Linked DNA regions of Homo sapiens: region 1 is linked to region 2. The links are chromatin contacts, found by Hi-C or POLR2A ChIA-PET in ENCODE. All regions are on one chromosome and are shown on one strand. The core of a region is the stretch at or near the end of the contact, and the rest is flanking DNA. Distances in the headings are between cores, read along the strand shown.

Evidence for each region. A loop is a pair of places that touch in the nucleus more often than their neighbours do. ChIA-PET counts read pairs that join two places held with the same protein, here RNA polymerase II (POLR2A). Pooled maps may share reads with other maps.
Region 1: a pooled map shows a loop between it and region 2 (2.7-fold over the local background). The contact joins two enhancer-like sites. A Hi-C loop is called at or near these places in 2 of 50 pooled maps. POLR2A ChIA-PET finds 5 or more read pairs at or near these places in 5 of 52 experiments (A673, activated B cell, activated CD4-positive, alpha-beta T cell and 2 more).

The regions. Positions count from the first base shown.
Region 1 is chr3:46,925,746-46,932,894 of GRCh38, reverse strand. The region is part of intron 2 of CCDC12 (coiled-coil domain containing 12); the gene reads left to right. Among named protein-coding and RNA genes, the nearest start is that of CCDC12, 47 kb to the left of the region's middle. RefSeq lists enhancers at 959-1,068, 1,259-1,774, 2,219-2,268, 1,775-2,290, 5,290-5,669. Within about 2 kb of position 5,899, at least 22 of the 41 ENCODE cell types and tissues checked have a DNase peak (open chromatin) inside an H3K27ac peak, as active enhancers do.
Region 2 is chr3:46,841,253-46,848,129 of GRCh38, reverse strand. No RefSeq gene overlaps it. Among named protein-coding and RNA genes, the nearest start is that of MYL3, 19 kb to the left of the region's middle. RefSeq lists an enhancer at 1,138-1,871 and silencers at 1,964-2,243, 2,294-2,393. Within about 2 kb of position 2,194, at least 32 of the 41 ENCODE cell types and tissues checked have a DNase peak (open chromatin) inside an H3K27ac peak, as active enhancers do.

The DNA.
Region 1 (7,149 bases), core at 4,650-7,149, 81 kb before region 2:
TGAGAAAATGTCAGTGACACCCTCTTCCTCTGTGGAAGGGTGGTCTCGAGAGGTGGCCTCTGAGAGGCCATGTGTGGAGGCTGCCCCTACTGGGGAGGGTGCATTATCTCATGCTTTCTGGCCTGTGGTTTCAGGTGGGGGCACAAAGGCGCTCCCACTCCTTTTTCTGAAACCCGCTGAGGACGCATTTGCCAGGACTTGCTTGGAGGCCTGTCCACCCCCTGAGGCTGTGATGTGGCCCTGTCCTGCCCATGGTCACTTCTTGTGTCATGTGCTCCAATAGACCTTGTCCTCTTTGTGTGGCCAGAAGGACAGGAGGCTTGGGGTGGGCTGGATAAGAGAAGGGAAGGGAGGTTTTATTGCCTTACACTGTACCCGTTCTTCAGGCTGGGGCCACAGTTGCCTTGCTGGGTGACAGCTGGAGGACAGTCTCCTCTGCCCACGAGTGGGGAAGCCACTGGGCTCTTTAAAAGTCTCATTTGCTGCAAAGCCAGCCATTGAGTGTTCTAAAGAAAAATATCAACCACCAAACAAAAACATCCCTGTACTAAATTGTCCTTTGCCCTCATAGCCTGGTGGTACTTTAGGCCACTCTAGGGCACTCTGCCAGAAGAGATCCCAGAGGTGTTGTAGCTATTATGAATTATGCTGCCAGGATCGTGCGTATATAGAATGCTTTGTTTTGCTTGCTCCTGTCTTGTTACTATTTCTATGGAATAATTTCCCCAGAGCAGGGTTACCGGGTCAGGGAGTTTGAACATTTTAATGGCCCTTGAAAGAAAGACCAGATCAGCCTCTAGAGCAGTTGTGTACCTCATTTGGGGTAGTTGCCTCTCCCCTCATTTTCATGCTTCTGTCGAGTCTGGCCTCTGGCAGCAGCAACTGAAGCCTTGTTATTTATATTGGGGACAAGGGGTAGGTCTCTATGTGCAGAGCCTAAAGCAAACAGAGGATTATTAGGGGCATGTCTGAGTGTCATGAGTGTGTTTTCCTGGCAGAGCTCCAGTGTCTCTGTACTCTGAATATTAAAAATGAAAGTGTTCTTTGATCAAAGTTGCCAGTCTCTCTGGTCAGTGGTGGCCTCTGCAAGGCCTGCAGGCGCATCCTGGGCGTGGCCTTCCCTGTGGTCTGTTACTAGGAGGAGTGCCTCACAGCAGTTCTCTCTCTGGCCCTTGATGGGGCCTGTATGGCCAGGAGGGACCAGGGTGGCCAGGTGGAGGACCTTGTTCTCAGGGAACAGGCCATGTGGGACTGTCCTGTCCTTATCCTCTCTGCCTCCCTCCAGGGGCCCAGGGCAGCAGGTGAATGTGGAGTAGCCTCAAGATATAAGGGATGAGAAGGGAGGCTAGCGCCCCAAAGGATAAGCCTGGTAGCATGAGTGAGTGAAGTGGACCAGGGGCCATGAAACCCCCATGAGCAGTGTAGGCTTTGAGGCCAGTTTGCCAGTGATGGGGTTGGATCAGATTCATAATCTCAAAGCTTCCTTTCATTTCGCCATTCTAGAACTCTACTCTGGTTCTATACTTGACAGAGAACATCAACTTTCTCCACCTGCTTCCTCTCATTGGCACATGTGAAAAAGCACCCTAGGGGTGATTTCCCCTGAACCTCCCTGGCCAGCCCATGTCCCGGGCTCCTGCAGCTGGCCTGAAGCAGAGTAAAGTAAATAGAAAAGGTCAGCTACCCATTTTAGAAGGAAACTCTATGGAATGCAAACTTGGCATTCCCTGTTGCTTTGCCACAAAGAAGTTGCTTAGGGGTTGGCTGCCCCGGCCCAGCCACATTCCTGCCCTCTCTGCTGGGCACAACTTCTTTGCTTCCAAATGTCTTCTCAAGTCATTGAAAGGCTCAGAGAGCCCCAGGCTACCCATAAAGCTCTTTCTTGAGTGCCTTCTGAATTCCTTTATCCAGCTTGAGGCAATGTATGCTGAGCCCCTCCTGGAGCTGCCTGGTGCATTTAGGGCAGGCTGTGAAAGACAGACATGCAGCCGACACAGGGCCACGTGCATGGAGTGGGGCCTGCTGTGGAGAGGGTAGAGAGGCAAGTGGGGCAAAGGGGGCCCAGGAGAAGGGCGGTTACTGTGCCTCAGGGTGAGTAGGGACACTGGGAGGGGCCCACAGGGCCACCTCCTGGAGCTGGCTCTTTAAGCGTGATGGACGGGGAAGTGTGTAGCTGAGGGGGTGAGCAGGCTGTGGGGCCAGGACCACGTGAAGAAGCTTAGACTTGTTTTGGGGACACTGGGGTCCCTGAGTCAGAGGGAGGGCCAGTGGAGGCACTGAGGTGGCTGATGTGTCTGCTCCTGTGGAGAGACAGCAAAGCTCCACCCAGACACTGGCTGCCGGTATAGGGTGGACTTTGGGTGGCCTAGGGCATTTGGTGCAAAGGATAGTGTCTTAGAAGCCATTGGGCTTTCTGGGCTGCCCTCCTTCCCATAGACTCTGGGGGCAGAAAGCCCCAAAAAAGCATGGCTTGGTCTCTGCTTCCCTTTGGCTAGGGGACAGCCTGGCCCTAAGCCACAGAGACTGGCCACCAGCAGAGCTGAGGTGCTGGTGCTGCCTGACTCAGAACCCTGCCACAGTCTTCTGCTGCCTTATGGCCCCTCTGCCTGTTTCCTCTTTATGTTTTTGAGTACTTCGTTGGTTGTTTCTGTGTAGGAAGAATACTGATTAGAAATTCCGGAAACTACAGAAAATCAGAGAAGCAAGTAAAAATCACTCAGAGCTGGACATGGTGGCTCATGCCTGTAGTCCCAGCTATTCAGGAGGCTGAGACAGGAGGATTGCTTAAGCCCAGGAGATCAAGTCCAGCCTGAGCAACATAGGGAGACCCCCATCTCTTTTTTTTTTTTTTTTTTTTTTTTTTGAGATGGGGTCTTGCTGTTCTCGCCCAGGCTGGAGTGCAGTGGCACCATCTCGGCTCACTGCAACCTCTGCCTCCCAGGTTCAAGTGATTCTCCTGCCTCAGCCTCCTGAGTAGCTGGGATTACAGGCACCCGCCACCACATCTGGCTAATTTTTGTTTTTTTAGTAGAGATGGGGTTTCACCATGTTGGTTGGCCAGACTGTTCTTGAACTCCTGACCTCAGGTGATCCACCCGCCTCGGCCTCCCAAAGTGTTGGAATTACAGGTGTGAGCCACCATGCCCAGCCAAGACCCCCATCTCTTGAAAAAAAGTCAGTCCTAGAGATAACCACTGTCAACATTTTTGTTGTTTTTATTTCTTTTCTTTTAGCTAGAGCTAGTACCTTCTCCCCTTAGCAACTTCCTCATTCTAAAATGGGGGTGGCAGAACCATTGTTTGGCTCCAGTTGTCCTCAGAAAGGTGGCTTCCAGATGCCAGTGACTGCTGGTGAGTGCAGGCTGCTTCAGTATTTCCTGGCCAGCTGACAAGGTGTTAGGTGTTGGCCTGCCCTACTGCTCTGGCTGGCACCATCTCGTCACACCCTGCCCAGTCTCCAAGAGCTGTGGTGGCCCCGGACACTGTAAGGCTATGGGAGCTCCTAGGATAGCAGCCTGGACCTGCTTTGTGTGTGAACCTGTTGTCCTACTATTTGTTTCTTGACTTTCCTTTTTTATCTCCATTCTTGTCTCCTTTTGGATTTTTTTGTTTTTAATTATTCCACTTTCTTCCTCTGTTAACTTGTTAATTGTATGCTGTTTTCCCTTTCTTTTAGTGATTTCCACAGGCATAACAACATACATCCTTAACTTATCAAAGTCTAATAGAAAATAGTAGTATTTTTACCATTTCCTCTACAGTGCTTAGGACCTTAGAACACTTTAAGGCTATTTGCCACTCTGCCTTTTACACTATTGTTGCTATATTTTAAATACTATAAGTTGTTATTACTCTTTTATACAGTCAATATTCATTTAAATTCTCTTTTCCCCCTGCTTTTTTTTTGAGACAGGGTCTTGCTTTGTCACCTAGGCTGGAGTGCAGAGTGTGATCATAGCTCTCTGCAGCCTTGAACGCCTGGCTCAAGCAATCCTCTTGCCTTAGCCTCCGAAGTAGCTGGGATTACAGACACAAGCCATTGTATTTACCCTTTCTGAGGCATTTTATTTTTTCCCTGCAATTCCATGTTTCCGTCTGAGATCATTTTCCTCTAGCCTAAAGTATTCCTTTTAGTATTTCTTGAATAACGGATTCACTGATAACTGATTCTCCTAACCTTTCTTTGTCTGAAAAAGTCTTTCTCTTGAAGGCTTCTTAACTAGATTTAGAATTTTGTGTGACATTTATTTTGTCCACACTTCTGAGATACCATTTCATGGTCTTATGGTTTCCATAGTTGCAGTTGAGAAGTCAGTAGTCTGTTTTAGTTTCTGCTTAAACACACTTTTTTTTTTCTCTCCAGGCCCATGAGATTATATGAGGTTGGTGCAAAAGTAATTGTGGTTTCTGCCACTATGTTCAATGGCAAAAACCACAGTTATTTTTGCATCAACCTAATGGGAAGCTCTGCTCAGTCTCTCAGCTTTTCAGCTGCTGCATGTAAATAGACATGCTTTAAGGGGAAAGAGGGACGTGATGTCAGGCTCACTTTGTTGTACTTCCCTTATCTCCATGATTGCAGCCCCTGAAATCCTTGCTGTCTTGGTACTTCTCTAAAGCCATTTAAAATACATATATATACATTTTTTTTTTTTGAGACAGTCTGCAGCCTAGGCTGGAGTGCAGTGGTGCGATCTCAGCTCACTGCAACCTCTGCCTCCTCAGTTCAAGCGATTCTCCTGCTTCAGCCTCCTGAATAGCTGAGATTACAGGCATGTGGCACCATACCCACCTAATTTTTGTATTTTTAGTAGAGACCGGGTTTCGCCCTGTTGGCCAGGCTGGGCTCAAACTCCTGACCTAAAGTGATCCACCTGCTTTTATAAGGGAGGTTAAATCTTGGGCCTGTGTTGGAAAGGCCAGGTCCCCAAGCTGAACCCCCCCATGCTCCTTGACCTCTCCCAGAGACTCCTGTCCTTTGGTAGTGGTGGAATTCCGGGGGTGGGCAGTTAAGTGGGCATTAGGGAGGGGAAGTCTCTTAGCTCTCCACGCTAAGGGGACTGGAGGTCAGAGACTGCACCATTTTCACGCGATCACACAACAGTGGCTGCACATCAGATTAACCCTCCAAGAGTGAGTCTGGGGAGGGCGTGGACCCAGCTTGATAGAGCTGGATGCACCCAGCACAGCCGTAATGTTTCTAAATGTGGAAACTGAGGCCCAGAATGAGACCTTCCCATGGTGGTCGGGATCTAGATGTTCTTGGCTGCTTGGCCAGTGCTCCGCTCTGGGGGTGGCAGGGCACAGTGGGCGCAAGGCTCTGCTCCCGCCTCTTGCTTCTGGTTCACTCCTCCAGTTGGCCTTCTGAAGCCTCGGGCAGTGGGTGGGTCTGGAGGCATGGGTGCGTGTTGCTGCTGTGAGTTCTGGGTACAGTTCCCTGTGGCCTCTCCTCTCTCCTTCTGATTTCTCACAGAACCCTGGAGACCGTTTCTGAAAGCGACAGTTTTTTTTCTTACTAATCCCTGCAGTTTTCTTCCCACACCCAGTTTCTCTTCCTCATTTCTCCCCACCCTGTTGTGAACGAAAGCCTTTGCACCCAGTCATGCCCCACTTTGTCTCCCTGTACCTCTGTGACCTGACATGTACCTCCAGGCCCGAGGCAGGTGTTCAAGGATGGGGGACGGGGTGGGGTATCTCTGGGCCTTCTGGGAGTGCAGGTGGGCTTCCTCCACACAGGCTATGCTGGTACTGCCCCATCGCCCGCAGTGGTTCAGCCCAGCCCCAAGGCTCCAGGCTCAGGGGCCCTGGCAGGAAGGAAGGAGATGGTAAGTAAGCTGGGGGCAGGAAGCAGGTGGAGCCCTTAAATAGGAGAGTGAATAGCATCTGAAAGCCCCTGAGTCCAAAGCACTGCCGCTTGCTAGCTGTGTAGCCACAGACACCCCTGCCTCTGGGAAAGCTTGCTTTTGCAGGGCCTGAGGAAGTCAGCAGCACTTTTACCTGGTCCAGACAGAGGGCTTGGGAGATGGCAGACTGTGGGAGGCCTGTTGGGAAATTGTTTCCTGCCTTAGAGGCCCAGGACTTTTCTGAGGGACCACTGGTCAAGAACCGAAAGAGGTACTGGGGAAGGAGGAGGACCTGCGGCCTAGTCTCACCTGGCCAGCATCTGAGGGGCCACTCCTGCATCCCCTGGGGCTAGGGGTCTGTCCCACTGCCTCTGCCTTGCCTTTCTTAGACCCTGCAGCCCCCAGGACCTCTCGCCCTGCCGCCCTGTGGAGTTACCAGGGACACATTTTCCTGGGAGCCTGCTTCTGTGTGTGTGGGGCTAGGATTTGATGAGCCCCTGAGCCAGAGAGGACCCCAGTGAGTTCTTGGTTCAGCCACCCCTGCCTGAAAAGACTGAGGCAGGAAGAACATAAAAACATAGTAGCTAGCCGCAGCTCCTGCCGGGAGATTCTGGCCCCTTGTGGCTCCTCTCTCTTCATGGAGGCCTTTGGGGCTGTTCAGTTCTCACTGCTGTCCTGGTGGACTGTGGCCTTCCCAGCCTTGCACATGGTCATGCCTATTTTCACAGCCCTCACTGGCCACTCTCAACAGTCTTGGAGCTGAGTCAGCCTCTCGTGTGCTTTGTGCCTTGACCCTGTCCGCGTCATTGCAGGCCCAGGCGCCACCTCCTCCTGGAGTGTCTCCCCTCCACATTCCCACAGCTGTAGGCAGCCACGCCCCTCTGGAGCCCTCCAGCACCTGCTTCTCTGTCCACATGTCACTCCTCACTGCCACATGCCCCTGGCCCAGCACACCCAGATGCTTTTCTCTAAGTAGTTGAGGCGTATTCCATGGCATGAGCCCCAGGGCAGGAAGGCTCTGAAGAGGGGCCAGACTTGGGGAATTTGTGGGTGACCACTGGCCTTCTCTTTTGGGAATCACTCAGCCTAGGAGCTTTAGCCCTGGCTGGGAGTTATACATTGCCTTGAGCTAAGATGTGCAGCCACTGCTGTGTGATCCTATGAAAAGGGTACAGTCTCTCTGACCTCCAGTCCCCTTATCTGTCAAATGGGATGATCCAGGAGAGACACCCTGTGAATGCTCCCTAGGCGTCCTTGGCCCAGCTCTGGAAGAGAACCGTACTCCAACAGAGTAGACAGGGCCTCTG
Region 2 (6,877 bases), core at 945-3,444:
TGAGGCAGGAGAATTGCTTGAACCCCAGAGGCGGATGTTGCGGTGAGCTGAGATCAAGACACTGCACTCCAGCCTAGGTGACAGGGTGAGTGAGACTCCATCTCCAAAAAAAAAAAAAAGACCTCCCCTTCCCAGAGTGGCCCAGGGAATAGTAGGTAAGTAACTGAGCCATCAGCGAAAGGGCAAATTCTCAGCCAGGGAGCCGGAGAGTGGTGGAGGCAGGTAGTAGGGCTGTTCCTTGGGCTCTCCAGCAGGGATTCTTGCCTCCCAGCCTCTGCCGGGTTGGGGCAAGACTCCCACTTTATTTTTAAGAAGTCTGGCCTGGAACTTGGAGCTCCTTGAAATATTCTCCCCTACAGTCCCTTCTCTCCCCCACCCACTTTAATGAAAACCATTGTTTTTCAAGCACATGTTAATTAAAAAGCAAACATGCTTTGCTAAGTAATTTGGAAGCTCTGGTTCTGCAAACCATAGCCATTCCAGTTAAATAACATCCCTCACCCAGCTTGCCCCAGTGTTTTGGGAGCTGAAGACCCCCGTGGGTACTGCAGATGCACTTTACAGTTTAGGCACCCTGTGGTGGAGTGGTCAGGATAGGGTGTCCTCTCTATCTCACAGGTGGGGACATGGAGGACCCAAGCTCCTGGCAAGTTCAGCCCCACCAGCCCTCTGCAATCCTGTGCTTTGGGCCCAGGGGAAATAGCTGGTAAGGAGGGGTGAAAGACTCATGTGTGCCATCCTGCAGGCAAGGTCACTGTCTCAGAGCCATGGCCCAGCTGTAGGGTGAAGGGAGGAGGATGGGAGCATGACAGCCCTGTGAGCCCAGGCGGGAAGGCTGGCAGGTGCTGCATGGCCTGGGCTACCTCCCATAGTTCCCAGTGCAGCTGGGTGACATCTACCCGAAGCTGGGATAGTAGGTCCCTGAGGCGAGTGCCCAAGGTGAGGACTGGCCTGATGGGTGGAGGGAACCTTGGATGCTCCGAAGCACCCACTCCAGCCCAGCTCCCCCCCCGGTGTCTGGTGATCAATATCACTACAGTGCCCATATCCCCACCTTGGCTCCGGTCCTTGGGAGTGCTGGGGTTCTGAGGCCCTTCACACAGGGCGGTACCCTCAGGGCCCATCACAAGGTGCTGGGGCCGCTAAGGTTCAAGGTTCAGTGACCTCCAGCCTTCCTGTTCCCAGCCCCTGGCAGAGGGAAGGGGCATCTCACCAAGAAGCCTTTTCAAGCCTTGCCACTGCCTCACAGCCTGCTGGTGGGCTCTCCCAACTAGGATTCCAAGAGCAGGAGTGCTTTCCTTGGGTGTGCTTCCAGGTGTGAGCCTGTGTCCAGGTATGTGTTCCTGTTTCCGTGTGGGCTGTGAGTGTCTCTGTTAGCCAATACCCTGGTGTGAGGGGTTCCTTTCTCCTTCCTGAAGGAGAAGATGCCTGGGCTCCTTGGGGGGAGTGTGAGGGGGGCAGTGACCAGGAAAAGTATGTGTGTGTCTGGGGAGGTGGGCCCTGGGCCCTGCCAGACACCTGGGCTGGTTGGTCCAGAGCTTCTGCATCCACTCAGGGACACAGGCCCCGGGTGGGAGCCAAGCCCCAGTTTGTGCACTGGCCAGCCCTCCTTGTCCTCTGCCCTCAGCTGCTGATTTTTGTAAAACGAGGAGTGTGTGTTGGGAGGTGTGCAACTTATCACACGCACAGTGTTTTCCCTTCGGGACACACACACCCTCGCAAGCCACCACACACGGTGACACCAGCGACGCATGCTGGTGGCCGGCTCCCAGGGCTCAGCCTCCCTCGGCGACGCGCCAGTGATACACACTCCCGCCTCTCCCACTCCCACCCACATCCCGGGAGGAGCGGCCGCTCCTCTGTGCTCCTCCGGCCCGGCCCTCGGCGCGGCGTTTCTGTGTTCTGTTCCCTTCACAGCCGCGTGGAAACCGCAGCGGGGCGGGCCGGGATGAGCTCACGCCGCCGCCCGCCAGGCCGCCAACCCTAACTCGCTCCAGATGCAGGGCGGCCTGTGCTGGCGCGGAGAGTGGCGGGGTGGGCCGGGGCCTGGGCCGGGGCCGGGGGAGGCATGGCCCACTCGCGCCCCCTGCAGGGGAGGCCTCCGCAGATCTCCTGGAGGCGGGGGCTGCAGGCTCTGGGCACAGGGGCGCGGGTGGCGGCTGCCTACCCCGGAAGAGGAGGGACTTATCGCCATGAGCCTGCTTTTTCTCAGGCCTTGCCCACTGCCTGAGATTTGTCCCCGGGCCGGGGTGGGGGGTGCAGCTGTGGAGGTCACAGTCCACAACCCCTCCCTGGTCGGCGCAGCCTCGAGGTGTTGTGGGACCATCCCCTCCCGGGCCGGTGCCCGCCCCTCACACAGGCTGCCTTTGCTAGCCCCCACCCGCGACTGCCGGACTGGGGCTGTCCCCTCCACTTCCTCTCCCCGCAGCTCCCGGGACACCCTGACCAGGTACTGCAGCTCAAGCCTCCCGCCTCAGGGCCCTGGCCAGGCCCTGCCCACTCTTGTTCCTTTTGGAACAAACACTCCAGTTTCTACTGGGAAAGCAGCGGGGGCCTGACCACCGCCTGTTTTTAATAAGGAGCTGGTATTTCCCCGAAATCGCCAGCTGTGGCTGACCTCATGGGGATGACGGCTGGCCCTGGGCCAGGGGGCAGGAGCCGGCTCCCGTGTGAGCCCCTGGCCTGCAGACAGACGCGCAGGGAGGAGGCGCTGGCTTCTCGTCCCATCTCAGCCGTTGGCTCATCCAAAACTCTGTCTATCTGTTTGACTGCTGTGTTGTGTACCCTGGGTCGATACCCTGCCAGCCCCCGCACCCCAGCCCTGCCCAGGGCCCTGGGTTCAAGCCCCGCTTTACTCCTGCCTCGTGTGATCTTGGCAAATTGCTTAACCTCTCGCCACTCATTTCCTCCACTGTAGGGTTGAGACTGTTGTGGGGATTAGAGAGGGAACACTGTGGGGAGGGTCGGTGGATTCCAGGAACGTTTCTAGACGGCAGGGGGAGGGGGGTCTCAGGAGCTGAGGCGCCAGAGATCAGGCCCTGGGCTTCCTGGGTGGGGCATTGTGGGAGGAGGGGGAGCTTGGGAAATTGTCAGCCTTGGGGGAGACAGGGACAGCACAGAGGTTCCAGCAGAATGAGAGTGCTTCGTAAGGGATCAGCACGGTGGGGGGTCGGGGGGAGGCTGTGGGCACCAAAAGGTTGGGGAGGGTGTCAGCAAAGGCTTTCTAGAGGATGGGCGCTTAGGTGGAATGTGGCGGCGTTGGTGGGGTGGGGGGTCTCAGGGTGGGAGCAGAATCCTAAGGCAACAGCCTGGACGCTGGAACAAGTGAAGGGGTGGAATGGGGGGAACAGAATGGAGGAGAGTAGAAGCAGGCAGTCGGGTTCAGGATATCTTAGGGGGACTCTGCCTGAGGCACTGTGGAGAGTCCAGAAGTCCCATCTGTAATTGAGGGACAAAGATTGAGGGAACCAGAGGGGGACACAGGCTCCAGTAGCAGAGAGGGAGACCAGCAGCCCCAGAAGGAGCAGGGAAACCAGGAGAGGAGATGCAGTAGACAGGGAGGCAGGCGGCTGGATACAGATAGTGGCTGGGAGATTTTGCTTGCTCTGGTGCCTGCACCTTTCAGATGCTTGAGGCTCCTCGTGAAGGTAACAACTATAACTACAATAAGGAATAAGGGTGACTAATATTTATTGAGCACTTAGTGTGTGCTAGGCAGTGCACTAAGCACTTACAGGTATCAATGTGTTCTATCTCCACTTCATTTCTATTTATTTATTTCTTTATTTTTCCTAACTGCTAGGCTATATAGGATCTATTTATTTATTAATTCACTCACTGATTCATTCATTCATTTAACAGATGTTTATCGAGTGCCAGACATGTTTCAGGTGCTGGGAATACAGCAATAAGCAAGACAGACAAAAAAATCTGCCCACATAAAGTTTACAAGAGGAAGAATTTATGAAAGAGGAAGATACCCAATGTATTAGGTTGGTGCAAAAGTAATTGCGATTTTCACCATTGAAAGTAGTCGTAAAAATCTTTGCCCCAGAAAACGTAATATGTGTGAGAAAAATACATAGTATGTTAGACTGTGCGAAGTACTATGGGAAAAATTAAAGGAGGATAAGGAGGATTTGGAAGGATGGGGGACACAGTTTTTGAGGGTGTCCTAGGAAGGCCTCATTGAGGAGGCAATATTTGAGTATAGACCACATCTGGCCGCCTCTTGTTAGCCCATGAGCTGAGAATGGTTGTTACAGAACATTTGCAGCTGGGTCTGGTGGCTTATGCCTGTAATCTCAATACTTTGGGAGGCTGAGGCAGGAAGATTGCTTGAGCCTAGGAGTTCGAGATCAGCCTGGGCAACATAGCAAAACCCCACCTCTACAAAAATTAAATAAATAAATAAATAAATAAATAAATAAATAAATAAATAAATAAAATTAGCCAGGTAGGGCCAGTTCCTCCTGGATGCCAAGAGGAGGATTTGTTTCCTTGATTTTTATAGATTCTAGAGGTCACCAGCATTCCTTAGCTTCTGGTCCCCTTCTTCCATCTTCAAAGCCGCAATGTTACATCTCTCTGACCCTTTGGTAGTCCTATCTCCCTGTGAAACATTCTCCACTTTTGGGTACTCATGTGATTAGACTGGGCTTTTCCAGATAATCCAGGATAATATCCCCATTTCAAGGTCCTGAACCTGAATCACATCTATAAATTTCCTTTTACAACGTAAAGTAACATATTCACAGATTTTGGGTACACGAACACGTATCTGTTTGAATCCCTGCTTTCACTTCTTTTGGGTATATACCTAGAAGCAGAATTACTGGATGATATGGTAATTCTATGTTTAACTTTTTGAGGAATTGTCATACTGTTTTCCACAGTCACTGCACCATTTGACATTCCTACCAGCAAGGCACGACATTCCAATTTCTTCATGTCCTCTCCAATACATGTTATTTTCTGTTCTGCTCGTTTCTTTTTAATTAACCATCTTGGTGGGTATGAAGTGTTATCTCACTTTAGTTTTAATTTGCATTACCCTAATGATTGAGTGTCTCAATGTTGAGCATCTTTTCATGTGCTTACTGGCCATTATTTATATTCTTTGGAGAAGAGGTTTATTTACAAATTTATTTGCCCATTTAAAATAGAATTGTCCTTTTGTTTTTGAGTTGTAGGAGTTCTTTATATATTCTGGATATTAATCCCTTATCAGGTATATGATTTGAAAATATTTTCTCCCATTCTGTGGGGTATCTTTTTACTCTCTTGATAGTGTCCTTCATAGCACAAAGGCTACCAATTTTTATTAAGTCCAGTTTGTCTACTTTTTTCTTTTGTGGCAGTGCTTTTGGTGTCATATCCAAGAAATCATTGCCAAATCCAATATCATGAAGATATTCTCCTATGTTTTCTTCTAAGAGTTTTATAGTTTAACTCGTACATGGGGCTTTTGATACATTTTGGGTTAATTTTTGTATATGATGTAAGGTAAAGTTCTACCTTTATTCTTTTGCTTGTGGATATCCATTTTTCCCAGAACTATTTTTTGGAAAGACTGTCCTTTCTCCATTGAATGCTCTTGGCATCCTTGTTGAAAATCATTTGACCATATATGAGAGGGTTTATTTCTGGGTTCTCTATTCCATTGGTCTGTATGTCTGTCATTATGCCAATACCATGCTGTTTTAATTAATATAGCTTTATAGTAAATTTTCAAATCAGAAAGTGTGAGTCTTCCAATTTTGTTCTCTTTTTCAAGATTGTTTTAGCTATTTGGGGTGCTTCAGATTCCAAATGAATTTTAGGACGGTTTTTCTATATCTGCCAAAAAAAGTCATTGGGGTTTTGATAGGGATTGAATTGAGTTAATTTGGATAATTATTGTCACCTTAATAATATTAAGTCTTCCAATCCACGAATATGGAATATCTTTCCATTTATTTAAGTATTCTTTAATTTCATCAAGCAGTGTTGTACAGTTTTCAGTATGCAGGTATTTCACATCTTTGGTTAAATTTATTCCCAAGTGTTTTATTCTTTTTGATGCTATTGTAAATGGGATTGTTTTCTTAATTTCCTTTTTGATCATTCACAGTTATAGAAATGCAACTAATTTTTATAAGTTGATTTTGTATCCTTCAACTTTTCTGAATTTGTTTATTATCTCTAACAGGCTTTTGTGGGAGTTTTAGGGTGGAGTCTTTGGGGTTTTCTAAATATAGGATCATGGCACCTGCAAACAGAGATAATTTTACTTCTTCTTTTCCAATTTGGATGCCTTTTGTTTCTTTTTCTTGTCTAATTGCTCTGGCCAGAACTTCCAATACAATGTTGAATAGAAGTGGTGAAAGTAAGCATCCTTGTCTTGTTCCTGATCTTGAGAGAAAAGCTTTTAGTCTTAAATCATTGAGCATGATGTTAGATGGTGGTTTTTCGTATGTGGTCTTTATTACATTGGAGAAGTTTCCTTCTATTCCTAGTTTATTGAGTGTTTTTATCGTGAGAGGGTGTTGAATTTTGTCAAATGCTTTTCTGTATCAATTGAGATCATCAAGTGATTTTTTCCCCTTCATTATATTAATGTGGCATATTACATTGATTGATTTTTGTATATTGAATCATCCTTGCTTTTGGGGAATAAATTCCACTTGATTAGCTGGGCATGGTGGCCCATGCCTGCAACCCCAGCACTTTGGGAGGCCAAGGCAGGAGGATCACTTGAGTCCAGGAATTCAAGACCAGCCTGGACAATACAGTGAGAGCCCATCTCTAGTTTCATTAAAAGAAAAATTCCACTTGCCATTGGGTATAATCCTTTTAATATGCTGCTAAATTCATTTTGCTAGTATGTGACTGAGGA